Regions from separate parts of the Homo sapiens genome. Here region 2 is linked to region 1. A link is a contact called in ENCODE Hi-C or POLR2A ChIA-PET data. All regions are on one chromosome and are shown on one strand. Each heading gives the region's core, a stretch centred on a gene start or an enhancer-like site at or near the end of the contact. The rest is flanking DNA. Distances are from core to core; before and after follow the strand shown. Region 1 holds the start of RGS19 (regulator of G protein signaling 19). Region 2 has its middle 32 kb from the start of PCMTD2.

The links. A loop is a pair of places that touch in the nucleus more often than their neighbours do. ChIA-PET counts read pairs that join two places held with the same protein, here RNA polymerase II (POLR2A). Pooled maps may share reads with other maps.
Region 2: a loop to region 1 is called in a map with no recorded cell type, with 8 times the contacts of the local background. The contact joins the enhancer-like site here to the promoter of RGS19 in region 1. A Hi-C loop is called at or near these places in 1 of 37 single-sample maps with no recorded cell type and 5 of 50 pooled maps. POLR2A ChIA-PET finds 5 or more read pairs at or near these places in 2 of 52 experiments (HEK293 and activated CD4-positive, alpha-beta T cell).

The regions. Positions count from the first base shown.
Region 1 is chr20:64,076,734-64,083,470 of GRCh38, forward strand. RGS19 (regulator of G protein signaling 19) reads right to left here and starts at 2,785. Exons shown (of 6, transcript NM_005873.3): 1 at 2,561-2,785; 2 at 124-221. The coding sequence starts at 153. OPRL1 (opioid related nociceptin receptor 1) reads left to right here and starts at 3,349. Exons shown (of 5, transcript NM_182647.4): 1 at 3,349-3,619. It overlaps LKAAEAR1 (LKAAEAR motif containing 1), which reads right to left. Exons shown (of 3, transcript NM_001353425.2): 3 at 6,643-6,737. The coding sequence ends at 6,702. MIR6813 (microRNA 6813) reads right to left here and starts at 277; the gene lies at 222-277. RefSeq lists silencers at 2,687-3,366, 3,760-3,933.
Region 2 is chr20:64,283,926-64,290,805 of GRCh38, forward strand. It overlaps the pseudogene SEPTIN14P20. Among named protein-coding and RNA genes, the nearest start is that of PCMTD2, 32 kb to the left of the region's middle. RefSeq lists a silencer at 2,230-2,422. Within about 2 kb of position 2,031, at least 2 of the 41 ENCODE cell types and tissues checked have a DNase peak (open chromatin) inside an H3K27ac peak, as active enhancers do.

The sequences.
Region 1 (6,737 bases), core at 1,535-4,034:
TCCCAGGCACATGACCCTTCTGGCCTCCCGGGTGTTCAGGGATCTCCCAGCTCCTTGTGGCCCCTCAGCTTGCCCCACCCCATCTCCCCCAGGGGAGCAGAGGCAGAGGGGGAGGTGGCATACCTGCTTCTCAGCCTCATGCGGGGTGGGCATGGGTGGGCGGAGGAGGTTGCCCAGGCTCCGTGGTACCAGCTCTCAGACCCTCACCACAGCCTGGGGGTCTGGGGAGAGGGGCCAAGGTTCTGACTGAGAACCTGAAACCCCAGCCCCTGCCTACCCCTTAGGAGGGGTCCTGAGAGGGTGTCTCCCTAGCGGGGCCTGCTCCTGCCTCTGGACCCAGCTCTGCCTAGGGCTTCTACCCCGACCCCAAGCTTACAGCAGGGCTGGGAGGGGGTCCAGGATCATTGAGGAGGGAGCTGCAGCAGCTTCTGGCCCCTCCTCCCAGGCTGGGCCCCAGATGAGGCCCCCACTGGAGGTTCCGAGACACCCCCATCCGCTCACTCCCTGGGAAGCCGGAAGCCTGGGTTCCTCTTTCTTGGTTTCCGGCTCCCAGCCCCTCCCAAAGGGGCCCCGAGAGTCTGGGGCTACCAACTGGTGCGTGCGGGTGGTGGCCAGACTGGCTTCTAGGGTGTCTGGGGTGGGGAGTGGGCAGAGTGGCTTCCCACCAAGAGTCCAGGTCTGTCTGTGGGTCCCAGAGGTCTCAGCCAGGGGCAGCAGGCTAGACCTGCAGCAGTGAGGATTTAAGTGGGACTCAGGCTGGACTTGCTGAGGGTGTGGGAAGGGGGGCAGGGCCCCGGTGAGGAGGGACATGCCCCCCAAACATGGTTCTTTGGTCCTGCTACCTCCCACCCAAGACTTCCCTCCCTCCTTGCCCACTGCCTCTAGGCTGTGAAACTGCTGTGGAACCAAGGCCCTACCACAGGGTGCGCCAGCCAGGGAAGTGGGGGTGGCAGGGGTGGGGGGCACCCTGCTCCCCAGTCGAAGCCTCGGAGTCCCTGAGGGGGGTGTGGTGTGGTGCATGTCCCTCCCAGCATTTGGTTGCACCGTCTGCAGGGGAGGTGCACCAGGAGCGCCAAAGCTGTGAGTGGCCCTCATGCCACCTAAGATGCCACTTCGAATCCCAAGTCTCCTTGGGCGATGGTACAGGGGGGCCAATCAGTGCCCCGGAGGCAGTTGTGAACACCTGCGCCCACTTCTGCCCAGGGCAGGGAGGGGCCTCCGTGCACATCCGCCACCCTCCTCATGTGCCGCCACCCTCCCTGGCCAGGAAGCTCACAACTTGATTCTACTTTATTTTCTCAATCTTCATCCCCCCGCCACGCCTCCCCTAGCTCGTGGCCTTTGAATGCTTGTTTCTGGCTGGTTGGCTTCTCTTGGCCTCCTGGGACGGTGTGTGAATGGCCCTCAGAAGAGACAGTGCTGGAGTTCTGCACTCTTAGGGCCCCCAATACCCCCGAGGCCTGGGCATGCAGAGGCCACTGCCCTGGCCCAAGTCTGGGGCAGGTGCAGCATCCCCTGGGACCTTGGCCCCTCACCACCGGCCCAGTTTCCTCTGAGACTGGGGGTCCCACGGGCTCCTAGCAAGTAGATGAGGAGACCGAAAGTAGCCCTGCAGCTGGGCTTTCTTTCAGGGGTCAAGTTTCTAGGGAAAGGAAGGGGCGTGGCAACCTGAGGTTTGGTAGCTGTACCCAGACGGGGCTGTCTGTGGCTTCCCCAGGCAGCAGTTCTTCCTCCTCTCTGTCCCCACCCAGGGTCCTCCCCCACACTCTAGCACCCCTGAGACTGTCCCCCTGGGCTACCATCTCCACCCCAGCTCTGAACTGGAGGAGGGGACGTGTTTAGGGGTGCAGGGCCGGGGTGCTAGGGGCTGCATTTGCTGCAGAGCAGGGAGCCAGCCCCTTCTTTCCCAGTTGCAGGCCCTGGACCTGGTCACCTGTCCCTGGACCTGGCTTCCTGTACCCTTCTCAGGTCAACTGGGGCAACCCATGTCCCCAGGCTACCCTCCCCCCGTCTCTCCTGGGGGATACAGAGTCTCAACTAGGGTCCTCCTGCTTGTCAACCTGGCATTGGGGACCCCCTTCCCCAGCCTCCCAGGCTTTGGCCCCCAAGTCTGGGATGGGATAGGCTGGATAGGCGGCACGTCTGCTCTCTGGGGATAGAGGATCCCTTGGGAGTGGCTGCCGCTTTGCTCCACAGAAGGAAAAAGAACGTCCCAGAGCCTGCCCAGTCCAAAAAAAGAATAAGAAAATGTGACAATCCCAGAAAAAAATGTCATAACCTTTGGGAGGGGGGTTGAAGAGGGGCTCCATTCTCAGTCCTTAGCTCCTACCCAGGGCCTTTCCCATCTGCCACCCTCCACATCTGGCTGGTGGGCGAGCCCTGGCCTGGCCCCTCCAGGGAAGGCCAGCTCTCCCCACCTCTGAAATGGTGGTGGTGGCCCACCCACCACGCTCCTCTCTCTGCTGTTAGGGTCCAGTCTGGAGAAGCCTGTGTTCTCCTCCAGGTGCCTCTTTCTTCAGCCTCTGACGCCCCCACCCCTACCTCAAAGCTCCCTACTCACCAGCGACCCAAAGGCGGGGTGGGGGCAGGAGGGGCCAGGTTGGGTCTGGGCCCCACCCTGGCTGCCGAAGGGGCGTGCACTGCAGCAGCAGGGACTCAAGTCAGACGGCAGGAGGGACTCCTGCGGCGCTCTGGAGGGAGGCTAGCGCCAGGAGCCCCCGATCGGCTGGGGCCGGGGGCGCAGCGCCTCCCCTACAGCTCGAAGGGCTGAGTGGCTGCCAGATCCAGCGGGGTGGGGGCGGGGGCGGACAGGGTGTCCCGCCCCGGCCCCTCCTCACCGGGCTGAGAGGGGGAGGGAGACGCGGAAACCTGGGTTCTTCCGGCCCCCACCTTTGAGCAATCACTTCCCCAGGCTTTGAGCTCCAGAAAAAGGGGAACCCGGCTGCGGCGCCCCCTCCCCCACGCGCGGGGGGCGGGCTCCACTTCCACTGCGGCCCAGGGTCCACGTGGACCTGGCGGCGGGAGCCCTTGGGGTTCGAGTCCCGTGCGCCGGCTCCCGAAGCTCCCGCCCAGCACGGTCCCCGGGCCCGGGCCGGGAGGGGCAGGGCCGCTGTCCCCGGCGCTGCGCGCGCGCACTCACCAGCCGCGCTCCCGAGCCACTCGCGCCGCCGCCGGCCCGCGCGCTCCAAGGTCCGGCCCGACAGTCGGGGAGGGGGCGCGGGGGCGCAGTGCGCAGGCGCCTCGGCGGCACTTCCCCAAAGCCAGGGGCCGGGACTTCCTCGCGCCGGCGGTCGCCGGGCCCGCCCCGCCCGCCGCGCCCCGCCCCGCGCTCGGCCGGCTCCGCACCCCACCCGCCCCGCCCGCGCGTCGGCCCCCACAGTCGCCTGGGGGTGGCCCGGAGAGTCGAGGTGCTCATAGTGGAGCCCTGGCTCCCGGGCGGACGGAGCCGCACGGTAGTAGATGGGGGTGTGGCCGTGGCCCCCGACTCTGCTCGGCGGGGCCGTTCCTGCTTTGCCATCCGTGTGGGACTTCCACGACAGTGGAGGCACGAGAGCTGGGCCCCATATGCTGCTTGCCCAGCTTGGGAAAGAGGAGGCTGCTGCAAAGGACCGATCGGCGGGTACGCCAGCCCGGCCCACCCCTCGCCTCCGTGAGCCGCGTCTGTAAAACTGGGTTAAGAGCCGCCTGTCTGTGCTGTGGGGGGTTCCCAAGGAAGGGGGAGATTCCTGTGCTGCGGGGCTGGGGAGAACTGGGGGTGCGGGTTCTTGCATCCGGAGTCATGCCGAATGTCTCCTGTGGGGCCTGGCAGAGTCCCTGCTGACCCGTGTGTCCCAAGATGTCCTAAAGCTTAAGGCCACACTGTCCCCTTTGCCACGAACGCCCTGTCCCTTTGGCCGACTCTTCTCATCCTTTATGACTCGGTACAGACGTGGGTTAGGCTTCTCATCGCAGCATGCTTTGGCCCTGTGTCAGGGTGGCCCTGACCCTGCTCTGGAAGTGTCTGCAGAGCATCTGTGCCCCCCGCCCCTCCCCTGGCCCGGCTGTGTGCAGCTCCTGTCCTCCCCAGCACAAGCACTCCACCCGGATAGTTCCCAGTGTCGGGATCTGTTCATAAAATGCCTTCCAGTTGCACAGGTCAGGTGCACACCTTACACCTTCACAGAACTCTGAGGGGTGCAAAGGCAGCTGGAGATTCTACTTGTATTCCTCATTCAACGGACAAGTATCAGTATCTGGGTGCCCCTGTGGGCCAGGCAGTAGGACCAGAAGCCAGCAACATAGATCAGCCTGGATCTTATGCTGGGGGGCGCAGAGTGAGTTGTGGGGAGCAGGCAGGGAAGGCCTGGGTGAGAGGGGGGAGGGCTGAGGAGGGGAGGGTATTGCGCTGCTGAGCGGGGGCGGGGGCCCGAAGGGGGAGGTCAGAGGTCAGAGGGCCCTGGAGGACAGACAGGCTGCCTCTCGAAGCTGTACCCAGAACCCTGTGACTGCCATGTTGTCAGGCCAGGCAAGGAAAGGCAGGGGCCAGGAAGCCCACAGGGACAAGAGGCAGGCTGCTACTTATTCAGCCCACATAACACTCCTGAGCGGTGGGCACAGGTGAGGTCAGGGAAGCTCAACGAAGATGGGCCAGCACCTGGCCCAGGCCACACACAACCAGGCTGACCCCGCTGAGCCGGCCTGTTGTCTCTGCTGTGGGAAAATGCAGCTGTGGGCAGCTGGCAGGGGGTGAAGGTCAGTGCCCTCCCTGCCCCCTCGGGTCACTCTACAACCCCCCAGTCATTCCCCCGTCTCCTCTGGCCCCTTGGGCCTGCTCTCCACCGCCCTGGCTTCTGCCTCTCGGCACACAGCATCCTGAAGTCCATGGGTGGGGCCAGGTGAGCTGGGCAGTTGATGGCGGAGCTGGGATTTGAACCCAGGACCCTCTGCGCCCTGACAGCCCTCAATATATTGGGCTTTGGACCACATGCCTTCCTTCCCATAGAGCTTTCTACAGGCAGGCGTCCCTCCAGGCCCCATTCCCCAGCCTCCTTTGCACATCCAGCACCCCCTGCGCCTTTTCATGGGGATCAAAGGGCCCGAGTGCCGGCCTGACCCTGGTGCAGTCACTGAGGTCACTGTCTTGCTGGCCTTCTCTGGGTGCTGGGTCTGCTGTGCCTGTCTCTGCCCCTCTTCCCTCTTGCCTGTCTGATGCAGAGTGACCCATCCCCTTTGGAGCACTTGCTGCTGTGGGGTACTGCACCAAGACCCTTATTTTAAAGATAAAGAAATGGAGTCTCAGAGAAATGGTGAAATAATATGTGATTCTCCCAGTAGATGAACTCATTCTAGGCACTCAGTCAATCCCCAAGACACAGAATCCTGGGGTCCAGGCTGCAGGGAGTTTGGCCAGACGACACCAGGGCTGGCTGTCATCACATGTCACAAGCACATCAGGGTGTGAGTGGCTGCCACTCCTGGACAGACTGCCTCCCTTCCCTGTCTGTCTGCCCCTGCTCAAGCCCCTTCTCCCTGGCCTCCTTCCTCTCTACCCTTCCCTTCCTGAAACCCCTCCTGCCATCTCTCTGTCCCCTCCTTGTCAGCTGACTTCTGAGCTCTGTATACAGTCTGGGCTTGGGTCAAGGCCAAGGGCAGCAACAGCCCAGAAAGAGTAAAGTGCTCGGTGCACGGGGAGAAGGGCTGGCTGAGGGGCGAGTGCGCAGGGCTCCACCCCCTGGCCGGGGCTGGGGAGAAACACTGGCTGCCATGGAGCAGGATCCCTTCTGGACCCCAGTTCTGACCTCTGCCCCTCCTTCCAGTCAGCTGGAGCCCCCTAGCAGGAGGAGCGGTTTGTCTGAGTTCCTGCGGTCCCGCTTCTGTGCAGCCTGCTGGGCAGGGGGCTGGGAGGGAGGAAAAGGAAGCGGGGGCCTAGGGAAGCCCCAGCGTCTGCAAAGAGCTCACGTCGGGGAGAAAAGTAAGGTCTGCCCAGAAACCTCGGGGCTTTTCAGAGTCCAGGGATTTTGTAGGTCGTGGGCCTGTTTGTCAGAATGGGACAGGGGTGGCTTCCTTTTGTACTGCATGCGTGAGTGTGTGTGGGGTGTGTGTGTGTGGGGGGGTGGGTGTGGGGGTGTGGCATGGGGCATTAAAGGGGTCACAGGAGGCTATTCAGGATGGAAAGGAAGGCCAGAGGGTGGGATTTTTGTCTGGGGGCCGCAGGGGTTCCCCTTGCCCAGTCTCTTGGTCCTCTTGGGCACAGCTGCTGCTTCTTCAAAGGCCAGCTTAGGTCACTTCCGCTGCCCACAGCACTGCCCTCTCCCTGGCCCCCTGGTGGGATGACTCGCACTCGAGACCACTGCAGCCTGAGGCTACCCTTACATCTGGGGGTGACTTCTGCTGAAACAGGCTCTTTCTCCGTCCTCCCCAAGACTGGGGGCCTCCCATAGACCCACAGAACGCCAGGTTGCCAGTGGGGGGCAGATCGGGATTAGGGGTAGGCGTGTCCCTGACCTGTTACTTTCACACCCACCCACTTGCGTCTCCCCACTTTTTTGGGAGAGGCCCCACTCTCTGTACCCTGATGTCTGTGAGGTGCATGGGAGAGGCAGCGTCCATACTCCCCGCTTCCCTCGGGGTCCTGGGGAGTGGCAGCAAAAAGACCAGCGAGCCTTCGGAGAATTATAACTTTATGTGGGAGGCTGGGGCGCGTCGCACACTCTCAGTCGCCGTCACCGCGGGAAGATGGTGCCATCCACGTTCTCCTC
Region 2 (6,880 bases), core at 781-3,280, 210 kb after region 1:
GTGCCGAGAGAGAGGTAGCTTTTAAATGGGGATTTCCTTTATAGATGTAAATTTTCCTTACAGAAGGGTAACTTCTACTCTGGTTTTGGAACTTCCTTTGTTAGCATTTTTTTTCAAAATAATCATCTTGGAATAATTCTTATGCCAAAGGGACATATTTTGGGGTGGCATATTCTGGTCTTATACACTGTCTTCCACCAGCAATGAAAAGAGTTATTGTCTTTCTTGCAGCAATTTGTGATTTTTTTAGAGTTTAGCAGTTCTAATAGATATAGACCAGCTGTGCTATCTCCTGGTTTTCAGTTCTGTAGTATGTTGAGCATCTTTTTGTATGTTTACTTGCCATCTGTAGATCTTCTTTGGTGAGGTGTCTGTTCAGATCTGTGTGCATTTTTAATTGTGCTGTTTAACTTGTTTAGTTTTAAGAATTTTTTATATATTTTGAATACAAATTCTTTCTCAGATCTGTATTTTGCAAATATTTTCTTCAATATGTGGCTTGTCTTTTTGTTCTCTTAAGAAGGTCTCTTCCAGAGTATAAACTTTAAAGATTAAGAAATCCACATTGTCATTTCTTCTGTGTATATCAACCTTTTGTGTCATTTGTTAAAATTCATTACCAAATCCAAAGGCACATAGCTTTTCTTCTATAGTTTCTTCTAGAAATTGTATAGTTTTGCATTTTTAGTGTAAGGATGATTTTGAGTGGTTATTTGTGCAAGTTGTAAAGTTTTCATCTACATGCATATCACTTCTTATGGTTTCCAATTAATCATTCCCTCACTATTTTTGGAAAGACACAGGATAGTGGGCTCTGTTAGAGTTTATATATAGCTAGACATGAACAGGAGGGGAGCTCCTAGAAAAGGGAAAGTCTGGGAAGGCTCACCTGGAGGGACCACCAAAAATTCACATATTAGTAGCATCTCTAGTGCTGGAGTGCATGGGCACTTGTCAATTGTGAGTAGGAGGGAGAAGAGGTACCTATGCAGAAAGAAACACCCTAGAACTCCTCTTAAGATGCCCCAATCATCATTCACTCTGCAATAAAAATGTCAGAATATTGCTAGCTACATGCTGATAAGAAGGACAAAGGGGACATTCTTAAGAGAAACCTGGCACCATAAGTGCAGATTAGGGCAAAGAAGGACATTCAAAAGAGATAGGCAGGCACACTAGGTACAAACGTGACCGCTGTCAGCCTGCCTGGGATGGCGGGAAGGAGGCTGGTGCCAGAGTGGATTCGGATTGATACCACACATGTACCTCAACCAACAGTGAGGAGGTCCCACAAGCCTAAGTGTGGCAAGTCGGGGACCTAAGGCAGTAGCAGGAAAACCAGACAAAGAGAACAGGTGGAGACTTGAGACAGAGACAGGAATGTGAAGAAGTCCAAAATAAAATTCCCTGCACAGGACTCCTAGGATGTTTTCATGCACGATCAGCCCACTCCTCCCTATTTTTCTACAATGAGCTCTTTACACTGTATTTCTTTTCAATGAAGTTGTCTGCCATTTTTGTACTGCCTCTTGGTGAAAATCTTTCTTCCAAGTTAGACAAGAACTGGGACATCAGCTCTCCCTAGTACTAGCTCCGTTTCAGTTGAATTTACAGAACTGATGGGGCTTAAAAACTGATGCTCTGACTTTAAGTGGTGCAGGAGGCAGCCAGTAGGGGACGCCAACCGTCACACTGGGAGCAAGAGACCCCCGCCTAGTCCCCATCTGCCTGCAGGTGGCGTGCTGCCTCGACACTGCCACCAAGAGGGCCAGGCAGTGTCTCCAGCTGCCAGCAGGCGGCGTACGACGACTACACTGTGAGCAACAGGGCCCTGCAGTGTCCTTAGCTGCCAGCAGGTGTCATATGGGCACCACACCATGAGCAAGAGGACCCCGCAGTGCCCTGGTTGCCAACAGGGGGCGTGCTGCCACTACACTGTGAGCGAGAGGTTCCTGTAGTGCCAGCAGGTGCCAGAAGAGGGCGTGCCCCCACTGCACTGCAAGCAAGAGGGCCCGGCAGTGTCCCCAGCTGCCAGCAGGGGAGCCAGCCGCCACTACACTTTGAGCAAGAGGGCCTGGCAGTGTCCCCAGCTGCCAGCAGGGGGGTGTGCTGCCACCACACTGTGAGCAAGAGGACCCTGCAATGTCCCTAGCTGCCACCAGGCGGCGTGCCGCCGCTATACTGTGAGCAAGAGGCCCCTGCATTGCCCCGGCGCCAGCAGGGGGCGCTGGCCACCACTATAAGCAACAGAGCCCTGCAGCTGCCCTAGTCGCCAGCAGGGGGTGCACTGGCACAGCACCGTGACCAAGCCAGTCCTGTAGTGCCCAGCTGCAAGCAGGGGGCGGTCGAGCCCGGCTTTTCGAATTATTGAGGTTCCTCCCGTCTCTGCGCCACGCCGCTGCGACGGGCGTCTCCGCGCCTGCACCGCGCTCCCCTCCCCAGCACAGGGGCGTGCGACTGTGCTCCTGCACCACGCCACCCCAACCCAACCCCCGCCCGGCAGCGTGCTCTCTGCGCATCCGCCGCGCCTCCCCCGCACGTCGCGCCAGCCTGTGCGCGCCTGCGCCGGCGCGGTGGGCCTCTCTGTGCCCGCGCCGGCGTGGGGTGCCTTTGCGGGGGCAGAGCTGCGTTCTGCTTAACACAGACCCGGGGCACACCGCAAAGGTGGAGCAGCTTTCTCAGCACACACCTTGGGGGCACAGCCTCGCTTTGGGACAACTCGGGGCCGCATCGACAGTGAACAAAATCCTTTCTGTTTGCAGCCCTGAATAATCAGGGTTAGGGTTAGGGTTAGGGGTTAGGGGTTGGGGTTGGGGTTAGGGTTAGGGTTAGGGTTGGGTTAGGGTTAGGGTTAGGGGTTAGGGTTTAGGGTTAGGGTTAGGGTTAGGGTTAGGGTTAGGGTAGGGTCAGGGTCAGGGTCAGGGTCAGGGTCAGGGTTAAGGGTCAGGGTCAGGGTCAGGGTCAGGGTCAGGGGTTAGGGTTAGGGTTAGGGTCAGGGTCAGGGGTTAGGGTCGGGGTCGGGGTCGGGGTCAGGGGTCAGGGGTCAAGGGTCGGGGTCAGGGGTCGGGGTCAGGGTGAGGGTGAGGGTGAGGGTTAGGGGTTAGGGTTAGGGTTAGGGTTACGGTTAGGGTTAGGGTTAGGGTTAGGGTAGGGTTAGGGTTAGGGGTTAGGGGTTAGGGTTAGGGTTAGGGTAAGGGTAAGGGTTAGGATTAGGGGTTAGGGTTAGGGTTAGGGTTAGGGTTAGGGTTAGGGTAGGGTTAGGGTTAGGGTTAGGGTTAGGGGTTAGGGGTTAGGGTTAGGGTTAGGGTAAGGGTAAGGGTTAGGATTAGGGGTTAGGGTTAGGGTTAGGGTTAGGGTTAGGTTAGGGTTAGGGTTAGGATTAGGGGTTAGGGTTAGGGTTAGGGTTAGGGTTAGGGTTAGGGTTAGGGTTAGGGTTTAGGGGTTAGGGTTAGGGTTAGGGTTAGGGTTATTGGTTAGGGTTAGGGTTAGGGTTAGGGGTTAGGGTTAGGAGTTAGGGTTGGGGTTAGGGTTAGGGTTCAGGTTCGGGGTTCGGGTTGGGGTTGGGTTTGGGGTTATGGTTAGGGTTAGGTTTTGGGGTTAGGGTTAGGGTTTGGAGTTAGGGGTTAGGGTTAGTGGTTAGCGTTAGGGTTAGGGTAGGGGTTAGGGGTTAGGCTTAGTGGTTAGGGTTAGGGTTAGGCTTAGGGTTAGATTACAATTTCTAACCTGTTTTATTTTGTTTTTTTTCTGAGACAGGGTCTCCCTCTTTTGTCCAAGGCTGGAGTGTGGTAGTGCTATCACAGCTGACTGCAGCCTCAACCTTCCAGGCTGAAGCGATCCTCCCATCTCAATCTCCTACGTGGCTGACACTACAGGTGCTTGCCACTATGCCCAACTAACATTTGGAATTTTCGTATACGTGGATTCTAGAGGGGTGACAGCGAAACGTGAGTAAGCATGGATTTTGGTATATGCAGAGATGGAGGGCTGGAACTAATTCTGTATACTGAGGGACGACGACTGTATATGTTTTTACAATTACGCTGTAGGATACATACTGTTGCATAGCCTTGAAAATAATAATTTTTAATTGAGTGGAATAAGAATAATATTGATAAAAGTAGCAGCTGGCCAGGTGTGGTGGCTCACACTGGTAATCGCAACACTTTGGGAGGCTGAGGCAGGAGGATGGCTTGAGGCCAAGAGTTTGCGATAGGCCTTGGAAACAAAGGGAGTCACCATCCCTACAGAAAAATACATGAATTAGCCTAGTGTGGTGGCATGTTCCTGTAGTCCCAGCTACTTGGGAGGCTGAGGTGGGAGGATCACTTGAGCCCAGGGAGGCTGAGACTGCAGTGAGTCATGATCAGGCCTCTGCACTCCAGCCTGGGTGACAGAGTGAGACCCTGTCTCTAAACAACAAAAAAGTAGCAGCTAACATCAACTGACCTTTTACTGAGTGCCTATGGATACCATAGTTTAATTTCTTATAACTGTTTCTTATTTTACTTACCAACTCTGTCTTCAGTTACTCCCAGATTTTTACTGTGTGTGTACAGATGACCTTTTGGAGGAGCCTCAACAGGCACAGCTCCTCCCTCATAGTGGCCCATTTAGGCCCAACTCATGACTGTCGGGCTATTTCCAGGCCTAGTGTCTGCCTCGTGGCTGACTGTTGAAGCCCAAAACTTCCTCAAATCAGCCTTTTGCCCAACTTCTGTCTACTGTCGGACTCTACAGGCCAGCCTCTGCCTCACAGTGGACCCTCCAGACCCAGATGGTGTCTCACTGTGGCATCCTCAGGCGAAGCTCCTGCCTTTTGGCAGCCTCTCCAGGCCCAGCTCCTCCTGCCTCCCAGTGGCCTCTTTCGGCCCAGCCCAGCTCATGGCTCTCGGCGGCCTTCCCAGGCCCCGCTTTTGACTTTTGGCAGCCTCTTCAGGCGCAGAACTTGATCTCCAGTCGGCCTTTGCAGGCCCGGCCTCCTGCCTCTCGAAGGCCTGCACGGGCCTGGCCTCGGCCTTGGCCTCACAGCGGACTCTCCACGCCCAGCTAGCTCTCGCCTCACTGTGGCCTCCCCAGTCCAAAGCTCCTGCCTTTCGGCCACTTCGGCAGGTCCAGCTCCTGCCTGCCAGTGGCCTCTTTAGGCCCAGCTCATTCCTCACGTCGGCCATTCCAGGCCCCGTTTTTCCCTTCCGGCAGCCTCTTGGCCTCTAATTTGTTTATCTTTTGTGTATAAATCCCAAAATATTGAATTTTGGAATATTTCCACCATTATATATTTTGGTAGGTAATTTATTTGGAGTGAGTTTCTGCACCATGCCCGAATTTTTTATTTTATTTTCCTTATTATTTGGTGTTAAACAGGTTTAATGACGGTCATGGCAACTTTTTGGCACAATGAAAAATATCGCCCATGATCAACGTGTTCTGTTCTGGGGAAGGGGGCAAAGGCAGGGTGAATCACTTTCTTAAAAAGTATAGCTCAAGTTGGGAGTGCAGAGGGAATGGGGAGAAAACCCTCCCGCTGCCTGTGTCGAAGTGCAGGAGCCCCCACCCCCATACTCACCTGAGTCCAGCCCCTCTGGGGAAAGAAGGGGTGCATGAACTCCCCCTAGTCCACAGGCGCCTCCCTGTGGCCCAAGGCCCTCTTCACACTCCATCTTGTAGCCCCAGCAGGAGCTATTTTCCGAAAAGTGAAAAGCTCTGAAGGTCCCACAATTCATGGTATGTACAGGGGCTCGGAGGAGGGAAACTGCCCAGCTTTCCCCCGGCACAGCTGCAGGGGTAGGGGGTATAGATAAGAGGAGCAGGCCTTGGCCAGGCGTGGTGGCTCACGCCTGTAATCCCAGCACTTTGGGAGGGGGAGGCAGGCAGATCACGACGTCAGGAGATCGAAATCAGCCTGGCCAAGATGATGAAGCCCCGTCTGTACTAAAAATACAAAAATTAGCCGGACGTGGTAGCGTCCACCTGTAATCCTAGCTACCCGGAAGGCTGAGGCAGGAGAATGGCGTGAACCCGGCGGGAAGAGGTTGCAGTGAGCCAAGATCGCACCACTGCACTCCAGCCTGGGCGACAGAGCAAGACTCGGTCTCAAAAAAAAAAAAAAAAAAAAAAAGAGGAAGGCCTTACTCTGTCCCAAACTGAAAGGATTAAATGGCTTCACCTGGGAGAAGATAACCATCCTGCCCTCCATTGCTACCCCCACATACTGTCCATGTTCTCAGGGGGTACTGTGAGTCCTGGGATCTTTGGGGTTGCCCACCTGCCTGTGGTAGTTATGGAGACCCCCAGGTGTTGAGGCAGGGCTGGGGTGTCCCCTTCCAACCAGGCTGTCAAGGCCCCAACTCTGGGGCAGAGGCAGTGGCAGGGCAGCCAGGGTTGCGCCAGAGCCTGAGCAGGTTGAGGTGGGGTCAGGCAGGGCTGGGAGTCAGGGCAGGGGCAGCAGCAGTGGACCCGCTATGCACACATCTTCTTCTCCAAGGTTTGTGTGCAGAACATCCTGCCCATGCTGACCCAGGAGCTTCAGTTGGCACCTGCCCCAGTCCAGCCTCTGGGAACCATGCAGCAGCTCCCAGCGGCCCTGCACCCACCACCAGCATCCGTTTCACCTGCAGTTGAAGATCCGTGAGGTGCCCAGAAGATCATGCAGTCATCAGTCCCACGGAGCAGCCCGCGAGGCTGAGGCTCCTCCCACTGGACCGCCCCCCAACTGGCACCACTGCTGCCCCTGCCCCTACTCTCAGCCTCACGTGACTCTCGGGCAGAGGCAGTGGTGGGGCAGCCAGGGCAGCGTCAAGAGTCTGAGCCAGGTGAGGTGCGGTCAGGACCCCCACAGGGCTGGGAGTCAGGGCAGGGGCAGAACAAACCTTGGAGGGGAAGA